Regions from separate parts of the Homo sapiens genome. Here region 2 is linked to region 1. A link is a loop called in an ENCODE intact Hi-C map of the cell type or tissue named here. Cell type or tissue: mammary epithelial cell. All regions are shown on one strand.

What was found. Hi-C counts contacts between places; a loop is a spot of excess contacts. Peaks named below come from ENCODE experiments on the same cell type or tissue, not always from the same donor. Only the 100,000 strongest peaks of a DNase experiment are listed, where the experiment ranks them.
Region 2: it touches region 1 in a loop (11-fold over the local background); 11 of 110 quality-filtered maps call a loop at or near these places.

Annotation. Positions count from the first base shown.
Region 1 is chr10:58,527,170-58,535,169 of GRCh38, forward strand. All of the region lies in intron 1 of BICC1 (BicC family RNA binding protein 1), which reads left to right. Among named protein-coding and RNA genes, the nearest start is that of BICC1, 18 kb to the left of the region's middle. RefSeq lists a silencer at 4,183-4,242. In mammary epithelial cell, a CTCF peak has its summit at 4,125 (motif pointing right); a DNase peak (open chromatin) is centred at 4,112.
Region 2 is chr10:58,771,841-58,779,840 of GRCh38, forward strand. The region is part of intron 3 of BICC1 (BicC family RNA binding protein 1); the gene reads left to right. Among named protein-coding and RNA genes, the nearest start is that of LINC00844, 220 kb to the right of the region's middle. In mammary epithelial cell, no CTCF peak of the experiment used is centred here; a DNase peak (open chromatin) is centred at 4,551.

The DNA.
Region 1 (8,000 bases):
GATGGCCAGTGATGATGAACATTTTTTCATGTGTTTTTTGGCTGCATAAATGTCTTTTGAGAAGTGTCTGTTCATATGCTTGGCCCACTTTTTGATGGGGTTGATTTTTTCCTGTAAATTTGTTTAAGTTCTTTGTAGATTCTGGATATTAGCCCTTTGTCAGATGGGTAGATTGTAAAAATTTTCTCCTATTCTGTACGTTGCCTGTTCACTCTGATGGTAGTTTCTTTTGCTGTGCAGAAGCTCTTTAGTTTAATTAGATCCCATTTGTCAAATTTGGCTTTTGTTGCCATTGCTTTTTGTGTTTTTAGTCGTGAAGTCCTTGCCCATGCCTGTGTCCTGAATAGTATTGTCTAGGTTTTCTTCTAGGCTTTTTATGGTTTTAGGTCTAACATTTAAGTCTTTAATCCATCTTGAGTTAGTTTTTGTATAAGGTGTAAGGAAGGGATCCGGTTTCAGCTTTCTACATACGGCTAGCCAGTTTTCCCAGCACCATTTATTAAATAGGGAATCCTTTCCCCATTTCTTGTTTTTGCCAGGTTTGTCATAGACCAGATGGTTGTAGATATAGACCAATGGAACAGAACAGAGCCTTCAGAAATAATACCACACATCTACATTGCTTCTTGAGTGCCCTGCTGAAATGCAGAGGAGCTTGGTGTCAGGCTCGGGTGGGTTAGAATTCTCAGTGAGAATGCAGGTGTTGCAAAGCTCTGCCTTCTACTAGCTTTGGTTATGCTTTCTCAGTTTCTCCCTTTACAAAACAGAATAATAATATGTCTCATGTAGGGTTATGATAACATTTGTAAGGCTGGCACACAATTGGTGCCCTGTAAATAGTTGGTATTTTTCAAATTCATATTCTGTTCCTCTGTGGCATCTGGCCCAGAGCTGTGAAAATATCTGGACTGTGTTTATAGAATAAATGACCCATGATGGATCTGGATTAAAAAGTTTGTTCATTTTGGGCTAGCGGACCTGGCATTGACCTCATGGAATGGAGCTTTAAAGCAAAGTCACGTGCTTGGCCTTAGGAAGTGCCAAACAGTTCTGCCTTACCCAAGTAAGGCAGAGCAGTTCTCCATATGCAAGATGATCTGTCTTCACCCTCAATCTAGGCCGTATGTAGAATGTTTTACTGTTAGTGATAGAACATTAGTGTGGAGTTTTGAATGAGGATATGCAAAACTTAATTCAAGCGAGGTTAATGTTAATTATATTTGTATCTAATCTGGATTAGTTTTATAAATCGAAATTTGTCAAGGTTAATATAATTTCAGTTTATTTCATTGCCGACACTGAATTATCTTGTTCTTAGAATAATATATCTCTAGATACTTGTTTAAATGTGATTTCAAATCTTCTCAGATAAGAGATAATCCATTCTCAAAATTAAGAATAACCTTTTATGTTAGCTTGCTCACTGCACTAAAATTATCATTGAGTTATTTTGAGTTAGAGGGAAATAAACCACTTCTCCCCACAAAATGTTGATTAGGAATTAGGTGCCCTGAGTTCATGACCCAGTCTTGCCACTGACTTCGCCACCTTGGACAGCCTCTCAGGGTTTTGGATTAGATGCCCCTTAAAATCTCTTTCAGTTCCAGTATTCCGGGTCTTCTGCACAGTAAACAATACAAACCCAATGGTACTTTGAACGTGGTGTTAGAAGCTGAGTTGGTTCTCCATACATGAGTAGCTTTGGTAGGGATTTGCCTTGATCTTTACCACACCTGAGCATTCACAGCAAATGGGAAATGTGGTAGAAAGAGAGGATAGTTAAAGTGTCTCGGCTTTGGAGAAGCAAGTACTTGTCAGAGAGCTAACCACAAGCTTTGTTTTCTAACATCTTGGCAGTCAAATTTGCAACACCCTGAATTCTGTGGGCTAGAGCTTAGCTAATTTAAGATTTTCTATGGTAATTGAGCAGAGATTACAGTGTAAATCATAGTTGAGACTTGTTGGTGTTAACATACTTGTCTAGGTGAACAACAGATTTTATGCGTCTTCAAGTAGGATCTTTTTGTCACATTTTCCTTTTCCTCTGCTAACATGTCCAGCTATCAAGCTTCATGTGCCAGTATTGATATCTAGCATCTAAACCACTAGAGTTGCAGGGCAGGAAAATGTAATGTTGTGCCTTAGGGTAAAATTTCAATAAAAAATACATCTGTATCTGTCCAGATTTCAAGTATTTTCAGAATTGTTTTAATTGCTTGTTGATTATTGAGAACTAACACAGTATTTCTCTTATTCTGCGCAGAAGACCACTAAATCTTGTATTATCTATGTTCTGAGTTGATCCCTTTATCATGAGCTTTTTCTTTTGTTTGTTAAAAGCATCACTTAAAGCAAAGGCAATGTTTTGGTAAGATTTTATCTTTTTTAGTTATTTCATATAATGATTTAACTTCAAGCCAGAGAAATGTGTGTTTGGCTTGAGTCTTGCAGGAGGAATCATGTAAAGACATGTTTATTTTAATCTGGGGGGAATTTTTTTTAATTAGAACTTTTTATATGGGAAAAGAAAACCTGAGATTGTTATAGATCTATAGCGTTTTTCTTCAGGGATCTATAATTTACTAAAACATTGTTGGCACTTATTACGTACACAGAAAGATCACCTTCAAAAATATATTTACTATCAGTAAATGGATATCTGAGATGCATTATCTAAATAGAGCATATTTGACCAAGTCTAAAAACTGGGCTTTAGCAACAAAACATTATAAAAATGGATCTGGATTTTAAAAGTTTTGCATAAATGATTAGCTTTCAAGCTTGTGAAAGTTTTTTTTTTTCATTTTAAATCATTTGGGACTAGTGAGGCCATCTACAATGGGAAATTGTTGCATGTATTGGACAAAAATCATGAGTGCATATTATGGGACTGCAGAATTAAATGAGGCCCTTTACCTTTAAAAGGAATATAATCTAGTGGAAGAGAGGAAACGTATCTGTATTTTTTAACAGAAAACAAAAGGAGATCACGTAGAGTAAGGCCCTGATTAATGTACATCATAGCCTGGGTCACGTACCTCCACCCCACAAGACCAAGAAGTGAAATGAGGGAATTGAAGAATCAAATAGAAAAAGGCAAAGCCAATACAATGATGCACTATCTAGTTTGTTACTTCTGAGGATGACTACTACTTCTGGTGAGGCCCAGAAGCTATATCCCTAAATTGTCCACCTAAGGAATTAAAAAGAGAGGCATTGGTCTGTCAGCTTCTGTTCCCTCCTTGAGGAGAGTCAAGGGTTGCCTTCTGGGGCCTGCCTTTCCTGCGATTCTGTGTTAATACACTTAAGACTTAGACGTATAGATATCTAACAAGCTCCTAGGGAAGTAATAAAGAAGTATGTTTAGTGTAAGATTGAGATGAGACATTGTTACCCCAAAGTGGGTTGATACCTATGCCGAACTGTTTACTGTAGCCTCGCTGGAATCAGAGATGAAGGTGAGATGGTATATAAGATTGTGTGTCCAGTACAATGTCTTTATATACTTTAAATGCAAAAAAAAAAAAAAAAAGAAAATCAGAAAGGGAGAGGCGGAAATGGACGTTTAAGATATTTCATACCTTTGTTCTAAATCAAAGAAACTTCCTTACTGTAAATTCTTCATGTAGAGAATGCTTTATGAGATTACAAAAATAAGCCTGTCTGCAGTCAGCAAGATGGAGGAATAGGGAGCACCAGACTTCTACCCCTACAGAAATACTGACTTAACAATATGTGGTCCAATAAAGCCTTTATGAGAAGGCCAGAAATCACTTATGAAGTCACAGAACTCCAGTTTAAAACCAAGAACCATGGTTTTGAAACAGGTAAGAAAAGCTGTTTCATTTCATCTGAGTCGGCCCCTTCCCCAAGCCACCACAGCTAATGATGAGGAAAAAAAGTCCAGTGACTGGTTTCTCCCTTGGGAGAAAAAGAGTAAAATGGAATTATGTCCAATGTGCTGGCTTTTTGAGACTACTCAAGTGACTGGTTTCTGCCTTGCTTGACTTGGAGTGCTGATGAGGAATAGGCATACTTTGATTGCCTGGGGACTGCTGAGAACAAGAGAGCTCAGCGGTTGGTGGCAGTACCAAAATACCCGTAGTACTGCAAACAGACACCAGAGGGTGCAAGAGACTGTAGACTCCTGAAAAAGAAACCAGAAAACTTTGTCTGGTTGTGAAATTACACACATAGGCTCAGAAAAAATTCATCTCTGTAAAAGGTTTGAGAGACCGCCAGAATCTCTAGCTGGGCTGATTGGTGAAGATCTTTTTCCATCCAAAACCAGTCTGTAAAGACTGGAAGAGGTGACCGTTTATTCAAATACAAAAATTACAACAAAATATAAGGCACACAAACAGGGAAAATATGGTCCAATCAGAAGAACAAAATAACTGTCCGTAAACTGACCCAAAAGAAATGGAGATCTGTGAATTACCTGACAAATAGTTTAAAAGGAACATTTTAAATTAGTGCACTACAAGAAAACATATACAATGAAACTGTGAATAAAATGAGAATATCAATTAAGAGATGGAAACTGTAAAGATCCAAACAGGAATTCTAAATAACTAAACAGGAATTCTGAAGCTGAAGAATACAGTAACTGATTTGAAAAAAAAAATTATAGGGGATCAACAGCAGACTTTATTAAGCAAGAGAAAGAATCAGCAAACTCAAAGACAGGTCATTTGAAATTATTGAGTCAGAGGAACAAAAAGAAAAAGGAAAAATGAAGAAAGCCTAAGGGACTTATGGGGCGCCATCAAGTGAATCAATATATGCATTACATGAATTTCAGAAGAGGAATATAGAGGAAATGAGGGACAGAATATTTTTCAAACTACAATAGCCAAAACCTTCCAAATGTGAAAAAGGAAATAGATATCCAAATATAAGAAGCTCAAAGGACTACAGTCATGATGAAACTAAAGAAATTCACACTAAGACACATTCTAGTCAACTTTCCAAAAACAAAAATCTTAAGGGCAACAGGAGAAAGGCAATGTGGTATATACAGAGACTTTCCATAAGAATATCACACATTTCTCAGTGGAAGCATCGCAGGACAGAGTGGAATGAGATTATATGAGGGATCTTCAAAAAGTTTGTGGACGGTATGTATTATGAAAAAAAAAACTATGCATGGATTTCAAACTTTTTTTTGGCACTAAAATAAATTCCTGCTGATTTGGGTAAGACATCAATTTGAAAAGAGTCCCTATCCAGAGCAACATGTATTCTGCTATTACTGAGGCAAGAACAAATACCAAATTTATGGTGAAGCATGGTGGAAGAATGGTGAAATTATTGATACTTTACAAAAAATTTATGGGAATAGTACACCAAAGAAATCAGCTGCTTCCAAATGGATAATTCATTTTAAGAAGGGACGAGATGATGATGAAGATGAGGCCCATGGCAGCAGACCATCCACATCAATTTATGAGAAAAAAATTCATCTTATTCATGCCTAACTGAAGAGGGCCAACAATTCACAGAAGAAGCAATGGCCAAACACCATAGGCATCTCAGTTGGTTTAGCTTACACAATTCTGACTAAAAAATCAAAGTTGAACAAATTTTCCACTCAATGGGTGCCAAAACTGTTGTGCTAAGATTAGCTGCACACAAGAGCTTTCAGTGAAAAATTCAAACAATTGGCATTGAGATCCTAAAGCATTTCTCGAAAGAATTGTAACAGCAGATGAAACATGGTTTTGCCAGTACAATCCTGAAGACAAAGCACAATCAAAGCAATGGCTACCAAGAGGGGCACATGGTGAAGAGCAAAAGTCATGGCAATAGTTTTATGAGATATTCAAGGCATTTTGCTTGTTAACTTTCTGGAGGGTCAAAAGAAAATAACATCTGCCTCCGTCCCAAAAAGAAAAATAAAAAAGAAAATAACATCTGGTTATTATGAGAGTGTTTTGAGAAACCCAAAGCTTTAGAAGAAAAACGTCTGGGAAAGCTTCATCAGCGAGTTGTTCTCTGCCATGGCAGTGCTTCTGCTCGTTCCTCTCATCAAACAAGGACAAATTTTAAATAATTTCCATGGGGAATCATTAGGCATCCACCTTACAATTGTGATTTATTCCTTTTGACTTCTTTTTGTCTTCTAATTTAAAAACATCTTTAAAGGGTATCCATTTTTCTTCACTTAATAATGTAAAAAAGACTGCATTGACATGGCTAAGTTCCTAGGACCCCCACTTTTTTAGTGATGTACTAAATGGTTGATACAATCACTTACAAGAGTACTGGAACTTTTTGGAGCTTATGACAAGAAATAAAGTTCATATTTTTAATTTTTATCTTTTAATTCAATTTTCCATGAAAGTTTTGATGTCCCCTCATCCATACAGAGTGCTGAAGGAAAAAAAAACCTGACAATCAAGAATAGTATATATGGCAAGACTTTTAAAAGTGAAGAATAAATAAAGACCTTTCTGGATAAACAAAAGGCGAGGAATTAATTACCATTATGCCTGCCTTATAAGAATTGTTAAAGGGAGTTTTTCAGGTTGAAACAAAGGGATACTAAACAGTAACATGAAAGGATATGGAAATATAAAGCTCTCTGGTGAAATACCCATGGTAGATGCACCAGAAAAAATGAGAAAGAAAGAAAAGCATGTCACTACAGAAGAATCAATGAAATAGAAAGGCAGCAAGAGCCGCAAAGGGGGACAAAATTACTACTAGCCATACAGAACACAATTAAATGATAATAGTAAGTTCTTACCTATCAGTAATTACTTTAAATGTAAATTGATTAAATTCCCCAGTCAAAAGACATACAGTGGCTGAATGGATTAAAAAAGAACAAGATCCAACTATATGCTGTCTACAAGACACTTTAGATATAAGGACATACTCGGGCTGAAAGTAAAAGGAGGGAAAAAAGATATTCCATGCAAATGGTAACCCAAAGAGATCAGAGGTGTTCATGTTTATATCAGACAAAAATAGACTTTATAGAAAATAGGTAAAGGAGGGCATTAAGTCTCCCCTTACCCAAGATAGCAGATTGGAGGTATTGCTAGCATGCCTCTCCCACTTAGACAAAGTAGTGTGTAGAAATTAATGCTCTGAACTTTTTTTTCAAGAAGCAACATAGGAACTAAACAGAAAAACTGAAAGGAACTACAGACCCTTTGAAAGAAGCAGTGGGCGGCAGCCTATACTGTGAACCAGACTGAAAACCCCCACAGGAAACACTGAACCTGCTCAACACCAAGCATATCACTACTACAACGAGCATCTGAGAAAAACATCACACAAAGATTCTCTATAACCAAGAAACTTATACAGAGTCTTCACCACTGAAAGCACCTAGAGCCAAAGCTAGGTGACAATAAATTATAAACATTAAAGTCATACCCTCAAGGGGAATAAAAGAAATAAAAACCCCAGTTAAATGAAAAATAAATTCAAAAATAATGAGAAGAAATAGTCTACCCAAATGAGAAGGAACCAGAAAAATAATTCTGGCAATATGAAAAAACAGGGTTCTGTAACACCTCCCAAAAAACACACTAACTCTCCAGCAGTGGATTCAAACCAAGATTAAATCTTTGAAACACCAGATAAAAATTCAAAAGGTTGATTATTAATTTACTCAAGGAGATACAAGATAAAGGTAAAAACCAACACAAATTAAAAAAAAATTAGGATATCAATGAAAAATTTTTTTTTAAAGAGATAGATTTTTAAAAGAAAACCAATCAGAACTTCCAGAAATGAAAGACACACTTAGGGTACTACAAAATGCAGTGGAAAGTGTTAATAATACACTAGATTAAGTAGAAGAAACAATTTCAGAGCTTGAAGACAAGGCTTTCAAATTAACCCAATCAGACAAAAATAAAGAAAAAAGATTTAGAAGAAACAAAGTCTCCAAGAAATATGGGATTATGCAAAACAGACAAAGAATTATAGGTTTTCCTGAGGGAGAGGAAAAAACAAAAAATTTGGAAAACCTATTTGAGGGA
Region 2 (8,000 bases), 240 kb after region 1:
TGAAGGCTTTTGGGGAGAAAGATGGTTTTAAGGAAATGATTTTTTAACAGCTCACCTTTGCTTTTTGATAAAATAGTTTTCTCTCTGTCACTAAAAATGTGTCAGTTTAGATGATAGTTTAGGAGGAATGTTACATAGAAGAAAGCATGCCAGGAGTGGGAAGTTTTTACATCTGTGCTCATTTACTGGCTTGGATCATGGTGTCATCTTCACTGTGACTCCAGTTTCTAGCAGTGTCTGGCCCACAGTAGGCATTCGGTGAGCCTTGGGGAAGGATGTAAAAGACAGATAGAACTTCAAGTTCCATTCCAGGTCTGAAGTTCTTTGATATAATTCCAGAAGTTAACATAGCTTCTAAAACAAGATTTCATACAAAGATCTAATTCTGTAGCCAAAGCATAACAGTTGTAGGATTTAAACTCCAATAAAATACACAAGATTTTTTTTTAAAAAAAGAGCAAGAGTTAAACAACAATTAGATTCAGTTGTGGCTTCTCTCACTTGCCTCTATTGTTACTGTTTTCTCCTGTGTCTCTTATAATAGTAACTGAAAGGAAGTAATGATTATCTCAAATTTGGTGTTGTCCTATTGATTAGCATTCACGTTTTAAATATAATTGCTGACATTATATTAAAAAATATAATTGTTGAAAATTTCTGAACCAAAGATAAATACCAGCTTGTAGTAATGCCAAACCAAAATTGAATCCTTTGAAGGTTTCAAAATCTGTTCCCTGAATGTCTGCAAAATTCCACACTACTTACAGCAGGACTTAGCTTTCTTAGCCTTTCTGAAAATCAGTAGATACACTCAGAAAAGTTTACCAATGCACGTGTACATAGTCTTTGGATGCAGTTATAGGCCGGTTTGTTTACAGGCCCAAGAAGATAATCAATAGACATCCCCACCCCTCAGTTGGAAGCAAATTCAGTGGTTACAGAAATCTCACTTCAATGTATTTGAGGTTTTCGCAAAAAAGATGTGTACTGCATATATCTTTAAAGCAATGTTTTTTGAGATGGAACATACAAATAAATGCCTTTAGAGGTAAAAGTTGTATGGAAGCCAAGAAAATATTAAAGAAATTCAAAAATGCTGCTGATCCACACATATTTCTCAAAGGTCCTATAAGCATTACAACACATTTATCAAAGAACATTTGAAGGTGCCAAGATACTTCCAGTAATAAGCGTGATTATATGATTAAAATGCATTTGCATAGCCTTTGGGGAAATGGAGGAGGGAGACAAGGAGAGAGAAAATAAAGAGGAAACTGCATTAGTGATTCTCTGCCGTTGTTGTGAAGTTGACTTGTAGAAAAACACCAATTTTTCTAAAAAAGTGTATGCTAAGACCTAAGGAATATTATTTTTAACCTATCTAACGTATGGAGTTGACCCCCTAAAAGTTAGTGCTTCTGTGGAGAAAGGAGACCAACACAAATCTTCACCACCCCAACCCCTGCCCACACACTTTCTCGTTAAAAGAAGAAAGGAATTGGTGGAATGGGTGTTGTGTCAGTCTCACTCTGGCAGAAAACAGAGTTAACTCCAAATGGTGTAAGAAACTCTAACAACGGGGCTGTTTACAGTAGACAGGGTTAAGTGAGCAAGCAATGGATATTAATAGATGATGAGGCACAAAAACTGGCAACAGCTGGAAGCCATTATCATCACCTGAGGGCTGATGGGGCAAGGGGAGGACAAGGTATTGTGGGAGCCCAGTGAAAAAGGAAACTGCCAAGAGACTACTCAGTGGAATTGCAGTCATGGAGCCATGCAGCCACTGCCAGGGGTGCTGGTCCAGCTTGCTGGGCACGAAGCAGGGCAGAGCCAAAGACAGAATAGCCCCAGGGCAGGGGCAAATGGCGCATAACCAGGTACCGTTCTCAACTCTTTGACTTCTCTGCTGAGAAGACAAAACATCTTTTAAGTTGCCATCCTGGTGAAACTATTTGTTACGAGGGTACTGTTCTGTGAGGTTTTTATTGCTTAACGTTAATAGGCGGCTTAATCACACCCTGAGAATAATACCCAAATATTGCTTTTCTAAATGTCCTTGTTTGGGAGACATTGGAAAATTCTTTAAAGAAAGAGCAGTATACCCCCACTACCCAGATTGTCCTTTTTTTCCATTTATTCCAGAAACCTTTACTGCAGGAAAAGAGAGATGTTGCCATAAATGTTTGAAAGAATTCCTTGTGTAGTTAGTGGTGGCCATAAACATATGGCCTTCACTAACTATTTGCCCTCTGTTCCAACCTTGTCTTTCCATGACAGTTAACCCCATCATTACGTATTCCTGCTCCAGTTTCACTGGGGAATTCTGTATTCAGAGCCAAAGTATGTCAGTAAAATATTAAAAGTAACAGCACAACAAATAAAAAGAGATAAAGTTGAGAAACTGCATGGCAAAAAGCCTGTCACAGAGTTGTAGAGAAGAAAGAAGGAACTTTTTTTTAGCTAATTGAGAAAGCATTGTTGTCATTATTGCTAACATTTAAAGTTCTCAATTTTTAAGGGAATTCTTGAAACATTGTACTGGGGAAAACAGGAAGTTCTGACTTGAATACATTTTTTAAAGTAAAGGATGTAATTTGAGTGAATTGATCTCAGACTTTACAGATGATCTTTTAAGATATGAGTATTTTTTGTGCATTATAAAAGTATAGTTGTTCATAATGGAAAATACAGAAGCGCTTAGAGCATAAAATAAAATAGAAATTACCTGTGACTCTGTTGCTTAGAAGTAATCACTATTAATTTGGTTTTCTTCTCTTCTTAATATATGTGTATTCTTAAAATTATGATATTGTGATCCTTCATTGATATTTCCAAATGACTTTCCAGATTTTCTCCACTGGTTTTTATTTCCACCAAAAGTATGGGAATTTAACTGTATCCTTCTTGGGCTTGAAATTTTGAAGACCTTTGCCGATTTTATTTTAAAAAGTGATTAGTAAGGTTGAACTTTATTCATAGTTATATATTTATCATTTTGTATTGAATTATTTATCCATGTCTTTTGCCCATTTCCTTAAGGGACAATTAGTATTTTTTAAAATTATTTTTAGGAGCTCTTTGTATGGGAAGAAATTTCAGAAGATCATCTTTCTTGTTAGAAAGGATAGGACTAATTGGTCACCCTTATCAGGTGATTATTTGATGCAATTTTTGATGCCTTCTTGCTTTTAGAAAAAACAGTTTTAAAGGACTAAGCTCAAAATTTTTGTTATTTAAGATATTTAAGGGCTGGGTGCGGTGGCTCATGCCTGTAATCCGAGCACTTTGGGAAGCCAAGCTGGGAGGATCACTTAAGGCCAGGAGTTCGAGACCAGCCTGGCCAACATGGAGAAACTGCATCTCTACTAAAAAATACAAATATTAGCTGGGCATGGTGGCGTGCACCTGTAGACCCAGCAACATGGGAGGCTGAGGCAGGAGATTCACTTGAATCTGGGAGGTGGAAGTTGCAGTGAGCTGAGATCGTGCCACTGCACTCCAGCCTGGGTGACAGAGCGAGACTCTGTCTCAAAAAAAAACAAAAAACAAAAAACAAAAAAAAACAAACAAAAAAAAACATTTAAGCAGGAACTTTGCCTTTGAATAAGTGCTTGATGAATTCTGACTTAGAAATTGTTAGCTCTTAGGTAACTTTTAAGATATTATTCTTAAGAAAAATAAAGGATTGTTTTGAAGTTATTTGACAATTAAAACTTTATTCCCATCTCCTCGCCCAAAGATATAAATCTCTTAGGACTGAGAGATTAGGATCCTTCATTTCTACTTTATGAGAAAAACAAATAATACACAGTTGGGGTGAGGAATAATGCACAGTTGGGGAGAGGAATAGGCATATTGTGCCAGTATATGTGGCTTCATGAAAAAACTATTAACAGCTGTTGTTAAGCTAGTCTGTAGAAAGTAGAGTGAGAAGAAGGCAGATAGGCATTTTGCAAGTGATAATTTTCTTTAAGGACCACTTACCTAATATTAGGCCTTTTTAATTTTTGTGAATATTACCAACTTTGAGATCACGAACAAGCTTGAAACACAGTCTTTAGCACACAGAGTCAATTGAACCTATAATTAGCTGCTCTTTAGTGTAACATATAAAAGTTATATGTAACAAGTGTAACATACAAAACAAAGATGAGAAATGTAAAGAATTTTAATGCCAGTCTCAAGTTGCTAAGTTATTTTTAGAATCGAATTCCTAAAAGTTTTGCTGTTTCCTGCATGTACCTGTAATTGTTCCTTGAATCTCTTCAAGAGACAGGTTTTCCGGTTTCTAAATTCTTATCTGAGTAGCTCAGACATAAAGAGATCATGTATATGGTATGATGTGGTCACCTTTTTATTTACGGGACTTTCTTAGTCTAATGTGTGTGAACTCTTAAATGCATAGTGTCTTACTCTGTAACAGCAACCAGCAGTTGTGTGTTAAGATTTTTCACGAAGAGTCCCAGCTGTTGTAAAAAGGAACAATCTGCCCTGGCTACAGATTACAGTGCTTTGGGTTTAGACTGCAGGCAATACCTCTGGGACCTGTCATGCACACTGTGAACATCAGTATTCCTGGGAGAGAGAAGGCAAATTAGTCACTTCTGGCTCTTAGAAGTTCTTGCATAACTTGCTGTTATCTCAGTACAATTTCCTGGGGATGCTTTATCCTGGCATGTGCCCCCTCCTTTATCAAAAGGACCATTGAGTATTGGACTGGGATGCCATTGCCATTGCAGAGGGCTGGTGTTGTTTCCTCCTCTTCATCCTGGATCCTCGCATTATTGTTTTTGCCATGTGGGGTGTCTTGGCTTCGTCTCCACCATCACAAGAGTTGCCCATCTCCCTCTCATACTTATGTCAACGACCTCCCTTGCAGTAATCTAGCACTACCCATGCTTTCTGTAGAACTGTTATATACAAACCATTCTAATGATTCCAGATTTCCTCCTGGCACTTCATTTTCTTTCCTCCCCTTCCCAGAATCCTCTTCCTTATCTCTGGAATATAGAGCTCAGATGCCAAGAGGCTGCGGGAAACTAATTGAGTTAGGCTTTTTGTTTCTTTCTTTTTCCACCCTCCGTGTTCCAAAGCTGGATTTCTCTTATGCTTTGGATTTTTCCCTGCCCTCCTCCTATCTGAACAGCAGCTTTCAGATTATGTCTGGGGTGTAGTTTACACTATATAAGAGAAAGTGGTTTATAAGATAAGGTAGTTTATCCTTTTCCAATTCTCACACTCCTTAAATACATCTGTTGTTGATTATTTCATCTGGTATGCCTTGATTTTTGCTTTCTACTTTGTTTGCATTTCATTGTTCTTCTCTGAGATTATTTCTAGACTTTTTTGCTGAGCCCCCATAACTCTGTTTCTGATTAAGTAAACAGCTTTGATAAGTCACAGTGGAATCTTAACACAAACTGGCATATGCACAATTTACCTCTTCTCTCCATTAAGCTGCATTTCCTCCTGAAGTTGAAAAGTCAGTGGAGAATAGTTCTAATAGCCCAGCATCCTTGTATTTTAAACTCTTCCATCGCTGATTATATTGGAAATACTGGTATTCCATCACCAAAAGCTCTTACTTATCTTCCAGCTAGTTTTGAATTTTCTCAAGTTGGTAGCTCTTTTTTATCCAATTGGTAAACCATTCACAGGCTCCACCTTGGTATGTGAATGGACCTCCCACCCTTTCCTTGCATTCAGCAAGAACCTGCCTGAAGTATTCATTACTGTAGCGATGAGGGCACCTGCTCCCCAATCATTGCCAAAGAGAGCTGAAAATGCCTAAGGAATTTGCCATACTTGGTTTCTTACAATTCGCTCACGTCACTCCTGCCATTATCATGTCAAAAATACTCTTTCTCTGTTAAATATTAAGTTTCATTTGGAAAAAAAAAGAATCTTGATATGAAGTTGCCATGGGACCTCACTGTGTATAGGTTGATATGGATACTAATGGTAACATTAATCTCATGAAAATTAGGTTTTTGAATTTAAAATACATTTGTTTTTGCACTGCTTGCTGTCTGTTCCTCTTCTCTTTTAGTTGACTAGTAAGGAGATTATTTTTTCAGTTTTAAAATAAGATATTGGCTGGGTGTGGTAGCTCATGCCTGTAATCTTAGCACTTTGGGAGGCCGAGTCAATGGGTTTCTTGAGTCCAGGAGTTTGAAACCAGCCTGGACAATGTGGTGAGGCACCCCATCTCTACAAAAAATTAGCCAGGCATGGTGGCCCGTGCCTGTAGTCCCAGCTACTCAGGAGGCTGAGGTGGGAGGATCGCTTGAGTCTGGGAGGCGGCAGTTGCAGTGAGCCGAGATCACACCACTGCACACCAGCCTGGGTGACAGAACAAGCCTCTGTCTCAAAAAAGTAATTAATTAATTAATTTAATTTAATAAGATACATAAAGATGATTTTATGCTTTATCCTAAAGCAATGTTCAGGTAAGCCTTGAACAAGTGGGGTCAGGGATGTTGACCCACCACACAAAAATACACGCATAATTTTTGACTCCCCAAAAACTTTATTAATAGCCTGCTATTGACCAGATGCCTACCAGTAACATAAAAGGTTGATTAGCATATATTTTGTGTGTTATATGTATTATATACAGTAGTCTTAACAATAAAGTAAGCTAGAGAAAAGAAATTTTATTAAGAAAATTATAAGGGGGAGAAAATAGATTTACTGTTAAGTGGAAGTGGGTCATCAAAAGTCTTCATCCACATCGTCTTCACATTGAGTAGCCTGAGGAAGAAGAATGAGGGGGAGTTCATCTTGCTGCCTTAGGGGCAGCAGATAAATTCTGACTAAGTGGACCTACACAGTTCAAATCCATGTTGTTCAAGGGTCAACTGTATTTAGTATAGGGAAGGCCTAGAGCAGATGGGTTTGTTCTTTATTCTGGTTATATCACCTGACATGTTATGGCTGCCCACTAACGTTTTGCTTTAACTATGTGTGGCTTGGGCTCTTTTACTCCCCTCTTGAAATATACTTTGCTCTTTTATTAGAATTCTTACTGTCAAAGAACATTCCTTGAAATAATCTGGAATCCATCTCACTGGCCACAAAATAAATGTAAAGTGCACAGGCTTCTAGTCGTCCTGTTTGCTCTTTCAAAATCATTTCTAGTCAGGCTTAATAAGTCAGTTCAGGTGTTCTCCATCTCTTGGTAAAGTATGTATTTTCACCGTAAAAAAAATGTGATGTTGGTATGTTATTTGGCCCATGTACAGTTTTTGTTTAAAAAAGAAAGTCAATTTCTTAAGAAGCCAGGGGGAAACATGTTTCACCATAAAATATGGGCAGTGGCCAGTTGACTATGAGTAGAATTCACTTTTGCTGATTACTAAAGTGACTTGCCAACCTAATAGTCATCAAAATAGAAGCCATATTAGATGGCTCAGATAGGGTTTGAAGTAGACTCTCGTCTTTGTATGGGGTTGTCAATGCATTTGTTTTGTGCCTAAAAGCACATTATTCAGGAAATGCCACTGGGGTGAACACTGCCTTTCATCCACTTTGATACAAAAATCACAGATTCTTAAAATGTGCAAAATAAGAGGAAAGCCAGTTGTAGATATGTCACCAGATTTAGGCTAGTTTAAGCTTCTTGGAAACATTTTAGATTTTAAGTGAGCTACCTACCATGAGTTATCAAAAATTGTAAAATAAAGTTGCTTATTAGTTTAAGAACCTTATAGTACTATTTTATACCAAAGAAATTTGCATTTATACAGAAATACAGCAGTGATCTAACTGAATTTCCTCATTTATTTTTTGAGGAAACTATACTTGAGTGATTCAGTGACTTTTCCAAGGTGACAGAGTTTGTTTATGGCTAAATTGCGATTAACTGTAGACACCACATATTTTTACCACATCATAAAGGAAATCTGTAGTCGATTGCCACGTTAAAGGCATTAAAAAGTAATAAATTCTGTGTGATACATTCTGGCTTTTCCTAGCTTTTCCCTATATGATTCCAA